2 separate regions of the Homo sapiens genome follow, and region 2 is linked to region 1. The links are chromatin loops, found by intact Hi-C in ENCODE. Cell type or tissue: ascending aorta. All regions are shown on one strand. Links, peaks and the distances in the headings refer to the core of each region. The heading gives the core; the rest is flanking DNA.

Region 1 (4,831 bases), core at 267-4,266:
GAGCTGCAGGGGCAGAAAGGGCCCGCCTGGGGGTCGGGACCCTGGGCTCTTGTCCTGGGTCCACCCAGCCCATGGTCGCATATGACTCTTTCCCTCCCTGGGGCCCAGTTCATAACTGCACTGGGAGGGGGAGGAGATGGTGATGTCCCAAGGGGGACTCAGGTATGACAAGGGGCCCCTCCTATCTTAGCCATCACTCCATGCCCGGGGGCGCGTGGCTGGTCAGCCTCGGGCCGCCTCGTGCAGCTGTGGCCGGGGACAGGAGCCATGCTGATGAGCCAGTGGTGTGAAGCTCACCCCCCAGCCTCAGCGGCTGCACAGACCCCCCTGGGCAACAGTGGGGTCCCCCAGTGGACCCAGGCACCCGCCTCTTCGCAGCTCCAGCTTCTGCTCCTTCCACCTGCCCTGCTGAGGCCTGTGGTCAGGAAAGGCTCTGCTGCTACCCGTCAGCCTCGGCACCTTTAGGAAAAGCCTCTCTGGGCTCCCATGGGTAGGGGAGGAAGGAAGTTCAGGGCGGGCCCCTTTCCCAGGGCCTCCTCCTGGGCTGGACTCCTCCAAGTGCCCCACAATGATCGCTTCTCAGAATGCAGACTCCTGGGACCTCCCCCGGGAACTCTCAGCCAGTAGTAGGTAGAGAATGTGGCCTGGAATTGGGTGGGGGTCTCACAGGCTGACCATCTGGGTCAGGAACCCCTGCGGTTCCTGGCTGAACCCCTCTCTGGTGCCACGGGCACCCTGGGGCCACCGCAGAATCCCAGCTTCAGGCAGGGGCACCGGGCGGTGAGCCTCACTCTCTGCCAAGTGTCCCCAGCATTCTCAGGCCCCACAAGGGCCCATGGGTCTACATTTGGGACCTGCTTTCAAACAAGGGGACAGCAGCTTCTGAGAAAAAGTGGGGCTGAGGTCATGTTTACGACACAGAATTCCCCCAAGCCCAGAGAGGGCCATCGGCTGTAGTGAAGTCAAGTTCCAGGGCCCGGCTGGGTCAGGGACCTGCAGAGGACAGAGCCATGTTCAGGCAGGAGCATGAGGCACTGGGCCCAGGCAATCGGCCTGCAAGGCGCAGAGTTGAGACTGCCCCACCTACATGCTGTTAGTGGGGGCAGGAACCGGGTCTGGGCCCAGCTGCCGCCCCTGCTGGAGCTCACCTGTGCCTCTCCCACCTGGCAAGAGCCTGGCTGCCCCCAGTGAGCTCCTGCTGGGGTCACTGAGCGGGACCCACACCTGCCTCTGGGCCCCTGCATGGACAAACCTGGGGGCTGGGAGCTATTCCTTCCTTCTCAGCCCCGGGTTCCCCTGTCAGAGCGAGGGTGGCTGTGTCCTAATCACAGCACAGCTGGGAGGGTCCCAGTGTAGACAGAGCCTCACAGAGACCAGGGCACACGGCAGGTGCCCACCAGGCCCATACAGAGGCCACATGCCTCTGTCATACTCCCTTCACATCCAATCCTTATTTTCCCTAAGGAAGAAAGAAAGGGAGGAAGGAAAAGGGCAGGAGGCTCCGGAGCACCCTGTTCTCACAGGGAGCCTTGGGGGACCTAGGGGGAGGCTGGGCCACGCCCCCACGCAGAAGCCCTTCTCCCTCCTGCTTCTGGCAAAACCCTGAAGACATTTTCAGGCTGGCAGCCCTGATGATGTTTTCAGGTCTCTTGGTACAAGCGGCCGGTTCCTGAGTAAGGGTGGGCTCTGGGTGTCACTGGGACAGGGGGGGCGGGGCGTGTGGGATGCGATTGGCAAAATACTATTTAAGAAGTTGGTATTCACAGATGTCTCTCGAATATGAAAAGAAAATATTTATTTCCTTTTTCGCTTGTGAATCAGAATGCTCTATTTAAAGAAAGTCCCCTCTGCTGGGCTGCAGCGGAGTTATTACCCCTTAAGGAAGTAAAGGAGAGCCATCAGGGAGGTATTCTTAGTCATTCTCTCTCCTTTTTTCTAAAATTCCTTATATACCCGTGCCTCCGAGCCGGGCCGAAGATAGTGCAGGATTTCATGGCATTCTTGGGCTAAAAACGTCTAGGGCTGATGTCACGGTGCCGGGGGACATGGGAAGCCTGTGCTGTGACTCCTCCACGGCACTGCCGGCTTCTCCCGGAGCAACGCCGAGGCCCATGGGTTTCTCTGCATCCCTGTCCCCACGGTGGCCTCAGGCTCCGCACCATCCCACAGGGCCCCGTCTCTCTCCAAATCCCGACGCTGTGTGCCTCGCCGAGCTGCCCGGTGCTGGCTCCACGGGAACACTCCTCAGAGCATCCACTGGCCGGTGCGCTCACGGTTTTAGACGTGAGGCCTCCATAGAAACATCCAGAAGCTCCTGAGTGGGGAAGCGCGGCAAAGCTTCCTGGCCTCACGCAGAACTCTCCACGCAGAGTGGAGCAGCAGAGGTGCCCAGAGCCAGGCCACGTCCCGGGGCCGAGCCCACTCAACCGTGGGGGTGGTGTGGGCAGTGGAGCGTGCATCTGGGAACCTTGGAGAGAAAGGGCAGGCCAGGAACGAGTTTTGGCGTTTAGATGATAAAACGTGGGACTGAGAATACCAAGCCCTAATGTGTGGCGATCAGACGGTGGCGTGTGGCGGGGAGACGGTGGCGTGTGGCGGGGAGACGATGGCGTGTGGCGATCAGACGGTGGCATGTGGCGGGGAGACGGTGGCGTGTGGCGGGGAGACGGTGGCGTGTGGTGGGGAGACGGTGGCGTGTGGTGGGGAGACGGTGGCGTGTGGTGGGGAGACAGTGGCCAGTTGCCGCAGAGTCCAGCCTTGATATTATCAGACCTGCCCCAGCCTCCCTCCCTGAGACTCCAGCCTGAGCCGAGGTCCCCAGCACCTGCCATGGTCTACCCCTTCCCCTCTGTTGGAATTTAAAGGATAAGGCGTAATAGGGTGATCTAAGAGCTCAGCCAATGAGCGCCGGCTGCCCCCACAGCAGGCCAGCAAGGAGGGCTTATGGCGGGGCTCAGCTCCAGGGTGAAAGGGGCATGGGAGAGACAGAAGGAAGCGCCCTGCACAGGGAGGTACCAGTGAACACCTCTGCAGGACCTGAGATGAGCCGGTTGTCTGCTGAGTGACTAAATGCCCTCAACAACCATCCTAAATAGCCCCCCAGTGTGCACTGAGCGTTGCAGAAGGCCAGACGAGTGCTTTGGGAGCCCTTGTTCCTCAGCCCTCCCACCTGTCCCTTGCCCGGCGGTCTGGTGCAGGTGCCGGACAGGACATGCAGGCGGGCTCTCCACTCCTCCTATCTAGGTCAGCTGCTCTCGGCCCAGGCCGTAAATTAGGATCTCCTGGGAGCTTTCACATGCCTGATGCCAGAGGGGTGTGCCAGGACTTTGGGTCTGACACTGGGACGTTCCTGGGCAAACAGGGAGGTTGGTCACCCTCCCTGGCCCCAGCCCAGCATCTCCAAGGCAGGCCTGACACCTGTATTTCCCATGCTCCCCAGGCAACACGAACACACAGTGAAGGGGAGCCCGCAGCCCCCAGCCTCTGCCCTCAGGTCTCAGGCACCCGGGAAGGACTTGGGAGCTTTCCTGACCACCCCCTCCCCCAGTACAGACCGACATGTGGGAGGGGCACTCACTCTTACATTTTCCTATGCATTCAGCAGACATTGTTGGGGGGCAGGGGCTTGCACCTCCTCCCCGGCTGGGTGGGCGCACTTCTCAGAATATGTCTGAGCCACAGGAGCTCCCTGGGTTGAGCCTTCCTTGCCTGCCATCCTGGGGTCCCCCAGAGCCGGATGGGATGGAGAGTGCGGAGGTCCATGGCTGTGGACAGCTCCAGGGGTGCAAAGGGAGCACCCAGCCCACTGAGCAGTGGGCGCTGGACACACAAGTTCTGCTTCTACAGAGGAGAGCTATGTCAAACACTTCTGGGTTCAAACCAGCCTCTGGTGGCTGGCAGGTGCCCCTTCTTCCTGAATCCCAGAGCCATGAGGCAGCCTGGAGATCTCCTAGGAATGGCTAGACCTGGCACTGGTGGGAGCTGCCGCTCCATCCCCTTGGGGGGCCGGGCAGGAGCCCGAAGCCTCAGGAGGTCAGCCCTGGAGGCGGGACGGGCAGGAAGGCAGTGCATCCTTCCACAGCGTCAGGGAACATTGGTGACTCTCCCAATGCCTGCAACACACCCAAAGCTGCCCCCTGGTAAGCCGCTGCGTCTGCTGGGTACTCGTCGTCTGGCCGCTGTGTCTGCTGGGTACTCGCCGTCTGGCCGCTGCGTCTGCTCAGTACTCACCATCTGGCCGCTGTGTCTGCTGGGTACTCGCCGTCTGGCCGCTGTGACTGCTGGGTACTCGCTGTCTGGCCGGGTCCTTCCTAAACTCAGCTGTGCACATGAATCACCAGGGATCTCGCTCAATTGCAGGTGGTGACTCAGTGAGTCCCAGAGAGGGGCCAAGGTTCTTCATTTCCAACAAACCTGCAGGGAGGCCAGCACTGCTGGCTCAGGGACCACACTTTGAGCACCGAGGGTCTTTATGGCAACAAGGCAGCCGGGTGTGTCTGTCTCTGGGTTGATCTTGGTTTCCTGTTTGCTCATGGGCCACAGGGACTGAAAGGGACTGAAGCAGAGTCCCAGGAGCCTCGACAATCCCTCCTGGGCAGGAGCTGGGGCTTGGTTAAAACAGGGTCGCTTCTGCCTGGGCTCAGACCTGTGGCCAAGCTCACCTTGATTCCCCAGCCCAGGACCGACGGAGGGGTCTAAGTCCAGCTCCTACACCAGCACCAAGCCCCGCCCACTGCCATGAAAACGGTAGAAAGGCAGAGCCTCCAATAGGACCTCCTACTTCCCCAAACCCAGTCCTGAACCCACATCCCTCATGAAGAGATTGCCCAAT
Region 2 (4,831 bases), core at 429-4,428, 200 kb before region 1:
TCAAGCCCTGGGGGCGAGGGGACCTCCATTTGGAACTCTGCTCACTGAGCAGTGCTGTTGGGGGCTGTGTCACTGCAGCTTGCCAGGGGCCTCCTGAAAAGAGGAGGTTGTCTTGGGGTGTGGAAGTGGTGGTCGAGATGAAGAAAATTAGCAGTTCACAAAGGGGAGGCCAGGCCATCTGAGGCCTGGGCCAGGGCACGGGCCATGCCGCCAGCACAAGGAACCCTGTGTCTTCGGTCCGGGAGTGTCTGGCGGCAGGTGTGTTTCTCTTGGGGGAGTCACTGCCCACCCTGCACATGTGGGTGTTTGAGACTCTCTTCTGATCACAGTAACTGGGGAGCTTCCAGGGAACTGCAGGCCTGGCCGGAGGACTGGCTGTGAGGCTGGGGAGAGGCCCAAGGGAAATCCACCTGCCCCTGCGAGACCTGGGGCTGAGGCTCCTCCAAGAAAACAGAGTGGGTCTAGACTCAGAAAGGGAAGGGCTCCCAGGGATTGAGGGGACGTGGCCATCCTTGTGGGTGACACTCCCATCCCCACTGACCATCCTGTGTCAGGCCAGGCTCTCCAGCACCTGGACCTGGCTGGGGTCTGTGGCTGGACACAGCTGGGCACCCCCGAGACAGGGCTGGGTGTGGCCCCTGCATGCTCCTCCCCCATGTCCCCCACATTGTGAATTTCACTACAATCTGCCAGTCCCAACTGACTCCAGAATGACACCAAGGAACTCTCAAAAGACACACATAAGTCACAGCGTGACGGTAATGCCCAGTGTCTGCTACTCCCAAGACACCCAGACAGGAACTGCACGAAGGAGGACAGGCAGGTGCACGGCCTCTGTCAGTAGTGTGTGAAGTTCCCTTATGGGGCGTCAGGTAAGTTGCTAAAATTATGAGGAGATGTAAAAGTGGAGAGGAGAAACTGGCCCATGGTAACTTCTTCAATTAAACCCATTATTATTAGGACCCCAGTTTTGTATCATCTTATCAAAAAAAAAAATCACACAGTGGCTGAATCATTGTCTCTTTTTTAAAAAAGAAACTTGAGCCACTGTATTAGAAAATCGGGCCCAAAGTGCGGGATGAGAAGCGCCAGCTGGGACAAAGCCCGGGTGACCCTCTGAGCGGTGCCGTGAGTGGCATTGTAGCAGGCGCAAGTGGAAGGGGCTGCTGAGTGACTGCCCGGCCTGGCTGATGCCCGTGGGGCAGGTGGCCTGGCCCGGGCCCTGGGCAGGAGAGAGGAGGGTCAGCGGGCGAGGCTGAGGCTTCTCGAGGGGTCCCGTTAGAGGGCAATGTGGACCCTGGCCGCCCGCCCCTTGGCTCCACTCCAGGCCGCACCACCCACCCCACCCACCACCTCCCTCTCCACCCCACCCCCGTCGAGGGTCCTGACGTGAGACCTCGGGCATCCTCCCGCACTCCCTGCTTCTCGGCTCCGCTCCACTGGCGGGCAGAGGGCTGGGTGGGCGGACGGGGGCTGGGCGGCCCTCCTGGATCCTCCGCCTGGCCCCCTCCGAGAGCCTCCGAGCGCCTCCGAGCCTCCCGGGATCCACACCCCAACCCCATCCCCTCTCTGCAGGCCACAGACACTCCCAGGACGCCGCCCGGACTCCCTTCTCTACACACCGAGCCAGATCTCCTGGGATGCCCCCCACCGCAGCTCCGAGGGCGCCAGGCCTCCCTCCTCTGATCCGCGGCGCTGCGGAAGGAAACCCCTTCCCCCACCTCTTCCCCCAATCCGAGGGCCCCCGGTGTCTCCTGGGACCCCACCCCGGCTCCGAGGGCAGCAGACTTGCCGGGGGACCCTCCCCTCCGGCGCGGACACTGCCCTGGAGCCGCCGCCGCCGCGGGAGGGTCTAGCGCGCCGGGCCGCGGGCTCCCCCTCCCTGGCCCTGGACCTGCAGGAGGAGGGCGCCTTGGCCATGGGACTTGGAGCCACAGTCGGAATTAATCGCTATTACTGCTGATCGCAGGGCCCGAGGCGGGGCGGGGCGGGGGCGGGGGTCCCCGACCTGCCTCCAACTGCTTCGGGGGTCAGAGGTGAACGGGAATCCGCGCAAACTTTTCCACACTCGCCGGCCCCGCCCTTGCCAGCGGCGCGGAGGTGCAGACAAAAGCTGGCTGCGTTTTTACAGCCTGTCCCCGGTGTCACAAAGGCCTTATCAGCCAGACGCGCCGAGAACGCCACTGTTCCTGGCCGGCGGGGTCAGGCGACTTCCCGGGACAAAGACCGGGCCGGCCGCGGTGGGAACCGGGCGTCTGCGGACCCAGCCTGCGCCGGCTCCTGGCTCGAGAGCGTCACAAATTGCGCATTTACTGTACTGCAGACCCCTTCCTGCAGGGCTTGTCATAAATTATGACTGCAGCTCCCTACACATTCCTGCCGTCTGCTTATAATCCTCCTTTCCTCGTGAGACCCGCGGTGGGTCCTGCTCAGACCGCGCTAAGTCAGCATGGTGGGAGAAGTCTGTTGAAGCAAAAATAAAGTCTGGAGTCTCTGATAGCCTTTAGCCCCCAGCAGCGGCCTCAGGGAGGACGACTGGCCGCCGGAAAGGAAGAAGAACAGTATATTTGCTTAAGCGACAGCATCTAGGCATCTATGCCTTTTTATAAACACTCGCCTCCGCTATGCTGTTGAAGTCGTGCCTAAGTCCCCGGGTTGTGTTGCACGGGCAAGGCTGGAATTTTCCCTTTGGTTTAAGGATCTGAGAGGGTGGGGAACCCTCTTAACAACAGCTGAGTTTACTAGCGCCAATAAATGTCTGCTGTAAATGGCTTTAAAAAAATAATGATGCCAAACAGACTGGATCTGAAGTTAAGTCCTTGTTCCAACACTTCAGGTTCTCTTTGTAACAACAATGACTTGACTGAACGTGGGTGAACAACACGAAACACAGGTCCTCCGAATTCAAACTGTATTTAGCATGACCCTGCCTATTTTCTCCCCCTTTTATCACTTTCCAGACACAAAGAGGCGGCTTCTTGTAGGTAAGTGGACTTCTGGGACAAATAAATGGCCACGTTCTCAACAGAAGGCAGAGAAATTGCCCGAGAAGAGCCTAGAGTCAGCCCAGGCCACGTTCATTCAGACAGAGCCTTTTATGAAAATTAGTATCATTGCTCCCAGCAATATTCTTTAAGACACAGAAATCATTTACATTTACAATGGCTGCCAGCTTTGGGATACCTTCTCCTTACAGGTCTTTAAAGAAAGTTTTTAAAATATCAAATCAATTCACAAGAAAAGAGACGACTTTCGAATATGAAGCTCTTAGTGGTACGGTTCTCATTCCCGCTTAATCATAGAATTTAACAATACAAATAGACGAAAAACTCCATGCAAATTCCACCAGGTGGGAATCACCGGACTGCAGACTAAAAGGAACTGGGTTGAATCTGAGCAGCGGCCGTTCTTGTTTTCTCTTTCCTGGAATAAATGAATTTTTTCCATCAAGCGAACTTTTGGGCTTTCTTGTCTCTTTTTGACCAGCGTAATAAACTTTAAAGGCAGGCTTGAATCAAGTAGGTGAACCCTCCTTCCGTGTGCTTACTGGAAAAAACTCAATCGCTCACCATTCTGGATTTCAGAATTCAACTGTGCCTGAGTTTACTGTGCAAGAGGCTTTTCTCACAAAACACGTGAAAGCAGCCAGTGGAATCGGAATTCTTTGAAACCATTTCCCAAAAGCAGATTCCCCTGGTGACCCGGTCTGCCTCTCACCTGGCCTTGGGAGAGAGAGAGGATGTTGGGCTGAGGATCGTCCCCTGCATTTTGGTTTTAGCGGAGGTGGCTGGGTCTCAGTGCTGCTCCCGGCTTCATTTTAACTCCTTGCTGTCTCCACACGCTGTGAGTGTGGGAAAGCGCTGTGATGATCCCCGAGCCCCGAGGCCGGCCCAGGAGCTGAGCATGTCGTAGTGATGATGCCCTAAGCGCCAGCAGGGGCAGCACCCCGATTTGCAGCGCTGGGGTTTGGGCAGGGGTCTCCTTTCTCCCTACCCTGTGCACGCCTGTGCTTGGGAGCCTGCCTCTGGCCGGCCTCAATTTCCGGCTTCCTCCGTGCTGAGCGGCTGGAGGAGACCACAGTCAGGCTCCCAGACTATAGACAGTCCTATCCTCTGGCAGAGCGAGGAAAAGCCCGCTGGAGTCCCGGGCTTCGCCACCTTCCTCTTGTCCTGCACATAGCTGAAGCATTTTTATTAAGCCTAAGTTTTATTATTGTGTGGTGTGCGATATGCCGTCACCATCCCAGCGACCCAGACATGAAATAAAACTCTGTGCACACTTATCTGTTTCTTAGTTGTGTGGTTTGGATCTGGATTATAAAAATATAAATGACGAGTCCACAGTTAAATTACCTTGATCATTCTTAAATAGCTTCGTCTAGTAAAGTGAGCCTGTAACGAGCAGGAAAGGAATATACAAATCCTGACAGGTGGTTTGCGTAGCGGTTCAGACGGCACAGTTGAATTTAAACCTTGTTCTTCACCAAGAAGAGGATCAGTTTGTTCCAAAGGGGGCCCCGTAAAATGGGAATCAAAGCAACCTGCATGTATTTTGGAGTCTTTTGTAAGCTGGTTATGAAATACCGAAGGAGCCCCCTGCCCTCCTCCCGCCCATTTCAAGGGGGTAAACTGTGTCGCATGGTGGGAGGCTCCTGCCTGCCTTAACCAAATTAACAATCTATGATTTTTAATTTAAAAAAATTGTGAGGATGGCTCGGGCGGTGGCTCACGCCTGTCATCCCAGCACTTCTGGAGGCCGAGGCGGGCAGATCACCCAAGGTCAGGAGCTTGAAACCAGCCTGACCAACATGGTGAAACCCTGTCTCTACTAA

Evidence for each region. Peaks named below come from ENCODE experiments on the same cell type or tissue, not always from the same donor. Only the 100,000 strongest peaks of a DNase experiment are listed, where the experiment ranks them.
Region 2: a loop joins it to region 1, with 2.0 times the contacts of the local background. A loop is called at or near these places in 1 of 110 quality-filtered maps.

What each region holds. Positions count from the first base shown.
Region 1 is chr1:3,192,469-3,197,299 of GRCh38, reverse strand. The region is part of intron 2 of PRDM16 (PR/SET domain 16); the gene reads right to left. LOC107984909 (a long non-coding RNA gene) reads right to left here. Exons shown (of 2, transcript XR_001737869.2): 1 at 3,584-4,831; 2 at 1,774-2,467. Among named protein-coding and RNA genes, the nearest start is that of MIR4251, 67 kb to the right of the region's middle. In ascending aorta, for the core only: CTCF peaks have their summits at 1,644 and 1,851 (motif pointing left); DNase peaks (open chromatin) are centred at 1,649 and 1,999; H3K4me3 peaks cover 558 bases; H3K27ac peaks cover 4,000 bases.
Region 2 is chr1:3,391,014-3,395,844 of GRCh38, reverse strand. All of the region lies in intron 4 of PRDM16 (PR/SET domain 16), which reads right to left. Among named protein-coding and RNA genes, the nearest start is that of ARHGEF16, 61 kb to the left of the region's middle. RefSeq lists enhancers at 1-511, 3,947-4,448. In ascending aorta, for the core only: no CTCF peak of the experiment used is centred there; a DNase peak (open chromatin) is centred at 2,144; H3K4me3 peaks cover 2,468 bases; H3K27ac peaks cover 4,000 bases.